2 separate regions of the Homo sapiens genome follow, and region 1 is linked to region 2. A link is a loop called in an ENCODE intact Hi-C map of the cell type or tissue named here. Cell type or tissue: CD4-positive, alpha-beta T cell. All regions are shown on one strand.

What was found. Hi-C counts contacts between places; a loop is a spot of excess contacts. Peaks named below come from ENCODE experiments on the same cell type or tissue, not always from the same donor. Only the 100,000 strongest peaks of a DNase experiment are listed, where the experiment ranks them.
Region 1: it touches region 2 in a loop (6-fold over the local background); 3 of 110 quality-filtered maps call a loop at or near these places.

The regions. Positions count from the first base shown.
Region 1 is chr3:197,947,878-197,952,877 of GRCh38, reverse strand. The region is part of intron 2 of DRC9 (dynein regulatory complex subunit 9); the gene reads left to right. RPL35A (ribosomal protein L35a) reads right to left here and starts at 2,688. Exons shown (of 5, transcript NM_000996.4): 1 at 2,657-2,688; 2 at 1,900-1,942; 3 at 1,567-1,719. The coding sequence starts at 1,910. RefSeq lists enhancers at 639-1,420, 2,204-2,986, 3,066-3,285. In CD4-positive, alpha-beta T cell, no CTCF peak of the experiment used is centred here; DNase peaks (open chromatin) are centred at 1,047 and 2,847; H3K4me3 peaks cover 2,669 bases; H3K27ac peaks cover 2,060 bases.
Region 2 is chr3:197,552,385-197,557,384 of GRCh38, reverse strand. BDH1 (3-hydroxybutyrate dehydrogenase 1) reads left to right here and starts at 1,417. Exons shown (of 8, transcript NM_203314.3): 1 at 1,417-1,604; 2 at 2,672-2,823. In CD4-positive, alpha-beta T cell, a CTCF peak has its summit at 2,599; DNase peaks (open chromatin) are centred at 1,414, 1,964 and 2,494; H3K4me3 peaks cover 2,583 bases; H3K27ac peaks cover 1,631 bases.

The DNA.
Region 1 (5,000 bases), 400 kb before region 2:
CTGGGCAACAGAGCAACACTTTGTCTCAAAAAAAAAAAAAAGTCTACAGCATAAACATCTTTAGGCATGCATAAAAACTAATTTTGGCCTGGTGCAGTGACTTGCGCTATAATCCCAGCACTCTGGGAGGCCGAGGCAGGTGGATTACTTGAGGTCAGGAGTTCAAGACCAGAGTGACCAACACTGTGAAACCCCGTTTCTACTAAAAACATAAAATTAGCTGGGTGTGGTGGCACACGCCTGTAATCCCACCTCACTCGGAGGCTGAGGCAGGATAATCGCTTGAACCCGGGAAGCAGAGATTACAGTGAGCTGAGATTGTGCCATTGCACTTTAGCCTGGATAACAAGAGCAAAACTCTGTCTCAAAAAAGAAAGAAAAAAAGAAAAGAAAGAAAAGAAAAAACAAGGGGCGGGGCACCGTGGCTCCTGCCTGTAATCCCAGCACTTTGGGAGGCTGAGGTGGGTGGATCACAAGTTCAGGAGTTTAAGACCAGCCTGGCCAAAATGGTGAAACCCCATCTCTACTAAATATACAAAAATTAGACAGGCATGGTGGCGGCCGCCTGTAATCCCAGCTACTCAGGAGGCTAAGGCAGGAGAATCCCTTGAACCCGGGAGGCGGAGGTTGCGGTGAGCCGATATTGTGCTACTGCACTCCAGCCTAGGTGACAGTGAGACTCCGTCTCCAAAAAAAAAAAAAAAAAAAAAAAAAACCCATAATTTTAAGGCATTAACAAAATGCATTAAGCACAAGTGTTCTAAAAATCCTTAAATTCTGGCAAAAGGAGCCGAGAAAAAAAATTAGAAACCTTAAAAGGATCACAATATAAGGAATTACCTCCTTTATTGCTTACAAGTGCAAAAGGTACCTAAATCCAACACCACCCTCAGAAGTAACGTCCTTCTAAAACTCCCCATTAAGTTCCTTAATGACGCAAAATAGAAGCCACAGCAATACCAATCCAGCCTGGCCAACATGGGGAAACCCATTCTCTAGTAAAAATACAAAAATTAGCCGGGCGTGGTGGCACACCCCTGTAAGCCCAGCTACTCAGGAGGCTGAGGCAGGAGAATCGCTTGAGCCAGGAGGCAGAGGCTGCAGCGAGCCAAGATCGCGCTACTGCCCTCCAACCTGGGCAACAGAGACTCTTGTCACAAAAACAAAAAAACAATACCAAGTACTTCAGCTAAATCTTTTGTTTATTATTTCAATAGGATAATGAGGCCAGGCGCGGTGGCTCAAGCCTGTAATCTCAGCACTTTGGGAGGCCGAGGTGGGCGGATCACCTAAGGTCAGGAGTTTGGGACCAGCCTGGCCAACATGGCAATACCCTGTCTCTACTAATAATACAAAAACTAGCCGGGCGTGGTGGCCGGCGCCTGTAATCCCAGCTACTCGGGAGGCTGAGACAGGACACTTGCTTGAACCCGGGAGGCGGAGGTTTCGGTGAGGGAGACCAAGTCACTGCATTCCAGCCTCGGCAACAGAGCAAGACTCCGTTATATAAAAAAGAAAATGAGGCAGATCTCAAAAACCCAAAACCTACCAGTGTCATAAACTTACTTCTTTGCTTTATATACATAAGCGCATCTCTTGCCCAAATAGAATTCTGTTTCATCTCGGGCGTAAACACCTTCAATTTTAAGAAGAGCTGTGTGCTCCCTTTGGTTCCGGAGACCCCGCTTATAGCCAGCAAAAATGGCCTTGGACCACAGCCTAAGACACAAAAGATACACAACATGAAACATAAGCTTCAAAAAACCAATCTGACTTGTAATCACCCCCACCCAAAAGTTACTCAGAGCAAACATCTAAGTTTTTTCTTGCCAATTTTAAGCTCGCATTTACGTTCACGTCTAACACACAAAAATAAAGAACTATATTTAAAACGCGTACCTTCCAGACATAGTTCCTTTTAGAAGTCCCGTTCCCAGCAGGCCTTAAAACAAACAAAAAGATTAGTTTAAAACCAAGCCACACAAGTTTCCCACCTCGTCCCCTCTCGTTTAAGCCCCTAAAGCAAATTCCTTTTGGATGGGAGTTTCATGTAGGAGTTCGGGGACAACAATGCCAGAACATCCATATGAAACGCAGGGTCCGGCAAGACATTCAAACCTCAGAGAACAGCTGGTATCTAAGCAAACTTCAGAATGAAGACAAAACTAAGGGACAGGAGTCACAAAAATGACTCTCAGAAAAGCCTGAGAAAATGCATGCCGTTATCAGTAGGCAACACTCAGGAAAAGAAATGAAGCCTTAAAGAGAAACACACACGTAAGACTTTTATGCAATGGCTGGGGGAGAAAAGCTGAGGAAAGAGACTGGTCAGACAAGCCAAGGAAGGTATGGACTGGGAGGAAACGGATGAAGGAAGCACTGCCTCATGGACAACTGCACACGAACAAAAACATCGTTTCACTCCGTTCAGGCCCAGGAATTTAACTGGGATAACCCGGGCAGCCGTTCTCCGGGTGTCAGGGGACCAAACACCATCAGCCCAACATCTCCTCCATCCTGTTCTCCCTCTTCTTGAAACCCGTAGAAATCAATGGCTGGCAGAGACTCCGATACGCACCGGCGACTCGCCAAGGCACAGGAACAAACCTACTCCGGTTATTTGCCCCCAAATTTCAGCAGCAGACCCTTCACTCACCTCCACAGGAGCCAAGATGGCGGTAAGAGAAGGACGAGGCCCCGCCGCGTGGCCTTGTGGGATTAAACATCTTTCGACTCCGCCCTCAATTTAGGCATCTTCTCCAAACGCCAGAAAAACAATCCTCGGAAATCGGCTTCGCACTGAAATAAGCCACATTCAATAGCACTCTTACAATTATTTTCCTAAGTCCTTTCATCTTGGTAGGCTGCAAAATGTACTACTTGGGAACAAGGGAAGGCAAAATGGTAGCCAGCTAAATCCGCCAAAGCTGTGCGTTGCCATAGAAACAACTTAGTTTACTTCCTGCGTCCCCGGACGCCGTAGGTGGAAAGGCGAACCCTGAGTGGAGGATGTTCCCGCTGCCTAAAGAATGATTGACTGTAAGATTGATTTGCCAACAGTGGGGTGCTTTTCTCTCGATACACACAGCAATAGACAGAACGGAAATTCTGGGATCCTAATCTAGCATGGAAGAGAAAGGCCGGGAGCACGAAGGCAGCAGGACCTCTTCCTTCTCTTTTTTCTTTTTCTATACTTCTTTTCTCCCCTCTACTTATTTATCTCTTTCAAGAAATGAGACTGGGCACAGTGGCTCACGCCTGTAAACCCAGCTCTTTGGGAAGCCGAGGCGGGAGGATCGCTTGAGGCCAGGAGTTCGAGACCAGCCTGGGCAACATAGTGAGACCACCTCCCCCAACCTCTACAAAAGAAAAAAAAAATGAATGAAATGACTTAAGTTCTTACCTCCATTCTTCTTTTTGGATCCGAGGTATGAGGAGGACTGCCTGCAGGAGGCTTTATCGCCCTTTTAGGAGAACTCGTTTAGCTGCCTCGTGTCCGCACCTAGTAGGTCCTCCGTAGATACTTGTAGAGGTGGATTAGTGGACGCCAGAGATTCACATTTCCGAATTATTGCATATTTATTTGGGTTATCCTATGGATTCATTCATTTATTTAACACATAGTTTAATGAATGACTACCCTGTACCAAGGTTTGTGTAAGATGACACGGCAGTAAACAAATCTATGCCCTCGTGGAGCTTATATCCTACGAGGCGGAGCAACACAATGAGCAAGTAAAAATAGATGACACGTTAGAAGATGATAATTTCTGTGAAGAAAATTAAGCAGAGAGGCCACTGTAAAAGAGGCTTTCCCCACTTTGAGATGGGAAGTATGTAAAAGAGGCTTCCCCTGCTTTGAGATGGGAACTATTTAAGGGTCCTGAACAGAAGGGTGACTCTATCTGACTTCTATATTGACAAAGTCACTGTGTTGAAAGTGAAGGGAGGCAAGGGTATCAGCAGGAAGATAATTATAGGTTCCTGTAGTGACTATGATGAGAGGTGATGGTGTGTAAACAGAGGATATTGAGTACTGGAATTCTGAATATATTTAAATTCTGGCAAGATTTGCTGGTGGATGAGGAATGAGAGAGAGTAAAGTATGACTCCGAAGTTGTATGAAATAGATGTATATAAGTCACTTTTAAAATCAGATCCTCTCTTAAATACAACAGGATAGAACTTGTACCTTGTAGCCTACTACCCCACCCAGTGTTCCCTGTCCCAGAAAGAAATGTGCTAGAAATTTCACTATTAGATATTGATTTGTCAAAGTTCTATATGGAAGTCCTCCTGGGAGGAATAACACATTAAGTGTGAGTTTCATTCGTTTGCTCGTGTATTATTCGTTCCACAAATACTTATTGAGCACTGAGACTTAGCACCTGATACAACTGTGAGCATCGTTGTCATGTTGCTGCTTTCATGGAACAGTTGTCTAGTGGGGGGAAACTGACACTAACGTAACAAATTGTGAACACAGCTCTGCGGGAAAGTAGTGGCATGAGTGCCCAGAAGCCTGATCTGGCCTGACGAGTCAGCGAAAGGATCACTTGGACAAGTGTCAGTTAAGGCATTTTTCAAACTGCAGGTGATGACCATTAGTAGAGCATGATAAGAATACTTTTTAAAACAAAGTATGGGCCGGGCGCAGTGGCTCACGCCTGTCATCCCAGCACTTTGGGAGGCTGAGGTGGGTGGATCACTTGAGGTCAGGAGTTTGAGACCAGCCTGGCCAACATAGTGAAACCCTGTCTCTACTAAAAATACAAAAATCAGCCAGGGGTGTTGGTGTGTGCCTGTCATCCCAGCTACTTGGGAGGCTGAGGTACAAGAATCGCTTCAACCTGGTAGGGGGAGGTTTCAGTGAGCTGAGATCCTGCCACTGCACTCCAGCCTTGGTGACAGAGTGAGACCGTCTCAAAAAAAAAAAAAAAAAAAAAAAAGGTAAAGCAGGAGTGAAACTACAAGGGATGATGGAGTCTCCCGGGACCTAG
Region 2 (5,000 bases):
CATTCTCTTCATTCTATTCATTCCTTCTCTGTACTTTACCTAAACATAGTTGTGAACCCCCAAAATCTGAGCCAGATCAATTTAGGAAGTTTATTTTCCCAAAGTTAAGAATGCACGCAAGTGAAATGGCCTCAGGAAGTCCTGACATGTGCCTAAGGTGGTTGGGACACAGCTCGGTTTTATACATTTTAGGGAGACATGAGACATCAATCAACATATGTAAGATGAACATTGGCTCAGTCTGGAAAGGTGGGACAACTCGAAGCAAGGAGGGAGCCCCCAGGTTATAGGTAGATGAGAGACAAATGGTCGCATTCTTTCGAGTTTCTGATGAGCCTCTCCAAAGGGGGAATCAGATATGCATTTATCTCAGTGAGCAGGGGGTGATTTTGAGTAGAATGGGGGCAGGTTGGCCCTAAGCCGTTCCCAGCTTGACTTTCCCCTTTAGCCTAGTGATTTGGGGGCCCCAAGGTTTATTTTCCTTTCGCGTAGCTTCGCCACTAATGTGTCCTGGTGTCTTCTCTCCTCAGCCTGTTTCTCATCCTGGAAACTGAGGTGTGCTGGCGCAGGGCGATAGCGCAGTGGGGTGGGGTTGGGAGGAAACCCTTATCTGTGGCCGATGGCCCTCCGTTGTTCTATTATTAAAACTCTGGGAAACTGCTATTCTTAATTTATTTTTAAAGACCCTGAGAAGCAAATCTTTAATTTTTTTGTTTTTGTGAGACGGAGCACTCTGTCGCCCAGGCTAGAGTGCAATGGTGCAATCTCGGCTCACTGGAACCTCCGCCTCCTGGGTTCAAGCGATTCTCCTGCCTCAGCCTCCCGAGTAGCTGGGATTACAGGCGTGCGCCACCGCGCCCTGCTAACTTTTGTATTTTTAGTAGAGACTGGTTTTCACCATGTTGGCCAGGCTGGTCTCGAACTCCTGACCCCAAGTGATCCACCTGCCTCAGCCTCCCAAAGTGCTGGAATTACAGGCGTGAGCCACCGCCCCCGGCCTTTAAATAAATTCATCTGATCAAAAGAAATTTAAAAACCAACCAACCCTAATGAGCTCTAAAGACAGCAACACGCACAGGACCTGGAAAGAGCCTCTTCCTCACCGGAGTTTTCCTCACTTCAAGGAGCGGCGCCTTCACCCTCCGGCCTCAGCCCGCGAGGCTGCAACCCTTTCCGCACCTGGCTCCATCTCCCTGGCCCTCGCCCCCGCCCAGCGGTCGGGGAGCGAGAAGGCGGCGGGGGATCTGGCGCCCGGCTTAGGGGCGAGACGGCCGCACCGGGAGCCTAGCGATCAGGGCACCTTGGGCGGGAGGAGCGCCAGCCGGGCACCCAGCGCGGAGGAGGCGGCTCGGCGGCCCCCCGACAGCCACGCCGCCGTGAGCCCCGCCCAGCGTAGCCCCAGCGCGCGCTTCGCGTGTAGAAGCGTCCGGGTGGCGGAGGCCGCAGGCCGCAGGAGTGCTGGTGGAGGGGCTTCCAGAAAGACCCTGCGGCAGCGCCCCCCCTCGGCTCTCCCCGCAGGAGAGCGGGCACCTGCGCGGCGCCGGGTGAAGGCGAGAGCCTCGGCGAGCCCTCTGCAGCGGAGCCCCCTGCCCATTTGGTTTTGGGTAAGAGGAGGGGTCCGCGTCTCTGCAGCTCGGGCGGGATTCCCTGGCGCCCTCTACTCGGTTTGGTTCGGCCTCACGTGTTCCTTTAGCTCCGAAGCCGGGATACGGGTGGGGAAGGGGGGCTCGCGCCCTACAGGCCGAGCCCTGCGGCCGCAGCGGGGTAAGGGTAGGATGGCCGATCGCGCCCAGACCCCAGGGAGTCTCCCTCTCGGCTTTTCTGCCGGCGTCTCCAGCAGCATGATCTGGCATTTATTATTCGGAATAATGTGCCAGGCAGGAGGAGGCCCTGGGTTAAACACGCGGCCCTGCAGCTCCCAGGTGAAACGACTCATCGTTTCCTGCCGGCGCATCTTACTGAAGGGGACCCAGGCCCCACGAAGGGAAGGAACCGTCCTCAAGGTCACGTCGTAGTCAAAGGCCGAGCCCAGACCGAAGCCAGGTGTCCTGCCTTCTAGCCCCGGGCTCTAGGCCCTGTCCCCTTCCCGACCGAATCTCCCAGTCCCGTCCGCGTCCCTCCTCCTCCTCCTCCTCCGGGGTCCTCCGCAAGGCTCTGTTCCCGGGGTTTGGGGAGTCCTCCCTCCGCGCCACAGCGCCCTGGGGAAGAATGCTGGACAGCAGGCAGGCCACAGGGCCGGGGAAGGAGGAGGAGCCGCGGGGACAGGCTGGGGATGCCAGAGTGGTGGTGGGCCCGGGACTGGCCAGGGTGGGAGTCCAGGCGGCGCACCCGCGCGAGGACAAGGGGGCTTTGGCTGGGCGGTGCTGTCTCAACCAATGGGAAGCGTGGCTCTGGCCGAGCCCCCCTCTCTCCCCGCCCTCCGGCCGGCCGTTGGGGAGCGCTGCTCTGGGATTGGCTGCGCCGCCGTCTCGGGCGTTCTCGCGCTCTGCTTACGTGCTGACGCGCGCCTGATAGATACCCTGTGGGTTTGAGCGCTCCGGTCGGTCCCTAGCGGCCCAGGCGCCTTGGGCGTGCGTCCTGCGCGCGGCCGCCTCCAGGCTGCGCCCTTCTGGGGAAGTGTTTGGTGCTGCGCGCGGCGTCGAACTCCGCGTTTTTTTTTTTTCTTTTCCAGCCAGTCAGCCTGGAAATCTGCCTGTAGTCAGCTGATGCAGAGTCACCCTGCAGTTCCTACTTTGAGGGGTTGCAGAAGCACATATTTCACTATGGAGGGCCGCCTGCAGGCCTCGCGCTGACAGGATCTTTTGTGACGCTGCAAATGTCCTGGTCAGTGTCCTTCTTTCTACAAGAGGCGTTGGAGCCGGGCTCTGCATAGGGCGTATATATCCCTGGCCGCCAAGGAAGCTGACCCTTGAAATTTGTGAAGCTTTCATATTCACTCAATACACATTTACAGAGCCTCTACTTCCTGTCAGGCGTCACACAATAAATATTCGGAGGAGCAAGAAGAGAGTGATTCAACATTTGGGTCTTGTCTGTAGGGTGCTCACAGTCCGGGTGGGGATTGGTGGTAGGATGGGGGCTTGTGAATGTTTATAAACAGAAATCCCTCGAATACGACCCTGGCTAGGTAGGTGCAGTTACAGAGGCACAGAAGGGAGGAGATTGGGCGAAAGATTTTTGAATTAGGGGATTAGAAAAGGCTGCTCGGGAGAGTTATCTGAACCAGCTAGGACTTGGTCAGATGCAGTCAGTTTGGTATAGGATGAGCAAGGCTCGAAAATTGGAAAGTACAGGGCTTGTTGAGGGATGGTGTAGCAAACGGTTGAATGAGTAGAGGAGAAAAGTATAGTTGGAGATACGGTTTGGAGGAGCCAGGTGAGGACTCGGGGGCTCAGCTTGTGTCCTCGGGTTTGAAATGCAGTAAGCACTTGTGAATAGAAAGGCTGCTTAATCATTTGCACTACTGTCATTTGTTACACCTAGACCAAACATCTTGGAAATGGCTTTGATTCTTCCTTCTTTCATATCCTACACTCAATCTGTTGGTAAATGGTAGCGGACTCTACCTTCAATATAAAGCCAGACTTACCAATTCTAATCAGTTCCATGGTTTTCACCAAGGCTGGTGTACATTTCTAAGGAACACGTTTTCACATCTCACTGCAGTGGTGCAATATACAACCCTCATGACTGCACATGGTGGCCCTGGATTACTGCCACAGATCCTAATGGGTCTCCCTGCTTCTGCTCTAGTCCATCCTCAACTTATTAACCCAGTGAGAGTTACCTTTTTAAAAATGTAAGTCTGATAATGGCACTCCTCTTCTTAAAACTCTTCTTTTTTTTTTTTTTTTTTTGAGACAGAGTCTTGCTCTGTTGCCAGGCTGGAGTGCAGTGGCGTGATCTCGGCTCACTGCAATCTCCACCTCCTGGGTTCAAGTAATTCTCCTGCCTCAGCCTCCCAAGTAGCTGGGACTACAGGCGCGAGCGACCACACCCAGCTAATTTTTGTATTTTTAGTAGAGACGGGGTTTCACCATGTTGGCCAGGATGGTCTCGATCTCTTGACCTCGTGATCTGCCCACCTCGGCCTCCCAAAGTGCTGGGATTACAGGCGTGAGCCACCACACCCAGCCAAAACTCTCTTAATTCATTTAATTATGTACCAGCCAGGCGTGGTGGCACACACCTGTAATCTCAGCACTTTGGGAGGCCGAGGTGGGCAGATCATTTGAGGTTAGGAGTTTGAGACCAGCCGGGCCAACATGGTGAAACTCCGTCTCTACTAAAAATACAAAAATTAGCCAGGCATGGCGGTGCATGCTTGTAACCCCAGTTACTTGGGAGGCTGAGGCAGGAGGATTGCTTGAACCTGAGAGGTGGAGGTTGCAGTGAGCCAAGATTGCACCCCTGCACTCCAGCCTGGGTAACAGAACGAGATTCCATCTCAATGAATCAATCAATCAATATTGTGTGTCTGTTGTGTGCAGGGCACTGCTGTACATGTTGGAGATACAACAGTGAACAAAACAGACAAAAATTCCTGTTCTCAAAGAGCTTATATTCTAATGAGACTGAACAACAACAAACAAGATAAATATGTACAACATGTAGAATGCTATAATGTAATAAAGTGCCAAGGAGGAGGAAAAAATGGAAGCAGAGAAGGGGGATAGTCAGGGTTGGGGTGGGATAGATGGGGTGGCCAGAGAATGTCTTAGTAAACATTTTAGTAAAGGACTGTGGATATTGAGGGAAGAGTGTTCTAGGTAGAGGGAACAGTAAGGACAAAGGCCCTGAAGCAGGAGCTGGCTTGCTATGTTCCAAAGACAGCAAGAAAGCCACTGTGACCAAAGTGCAGTGAACCAGGTAGGAATGAGGTCAGAGGGACAATGGAGACCCAGAACATGGAGGGCCTTGTAGGCAAACTCTAGATTTTGGCTTTTACTCTGGCAGGAGTTTGGTGAGGCGTGACATGATCTGATTTATGTTCCGCAAGA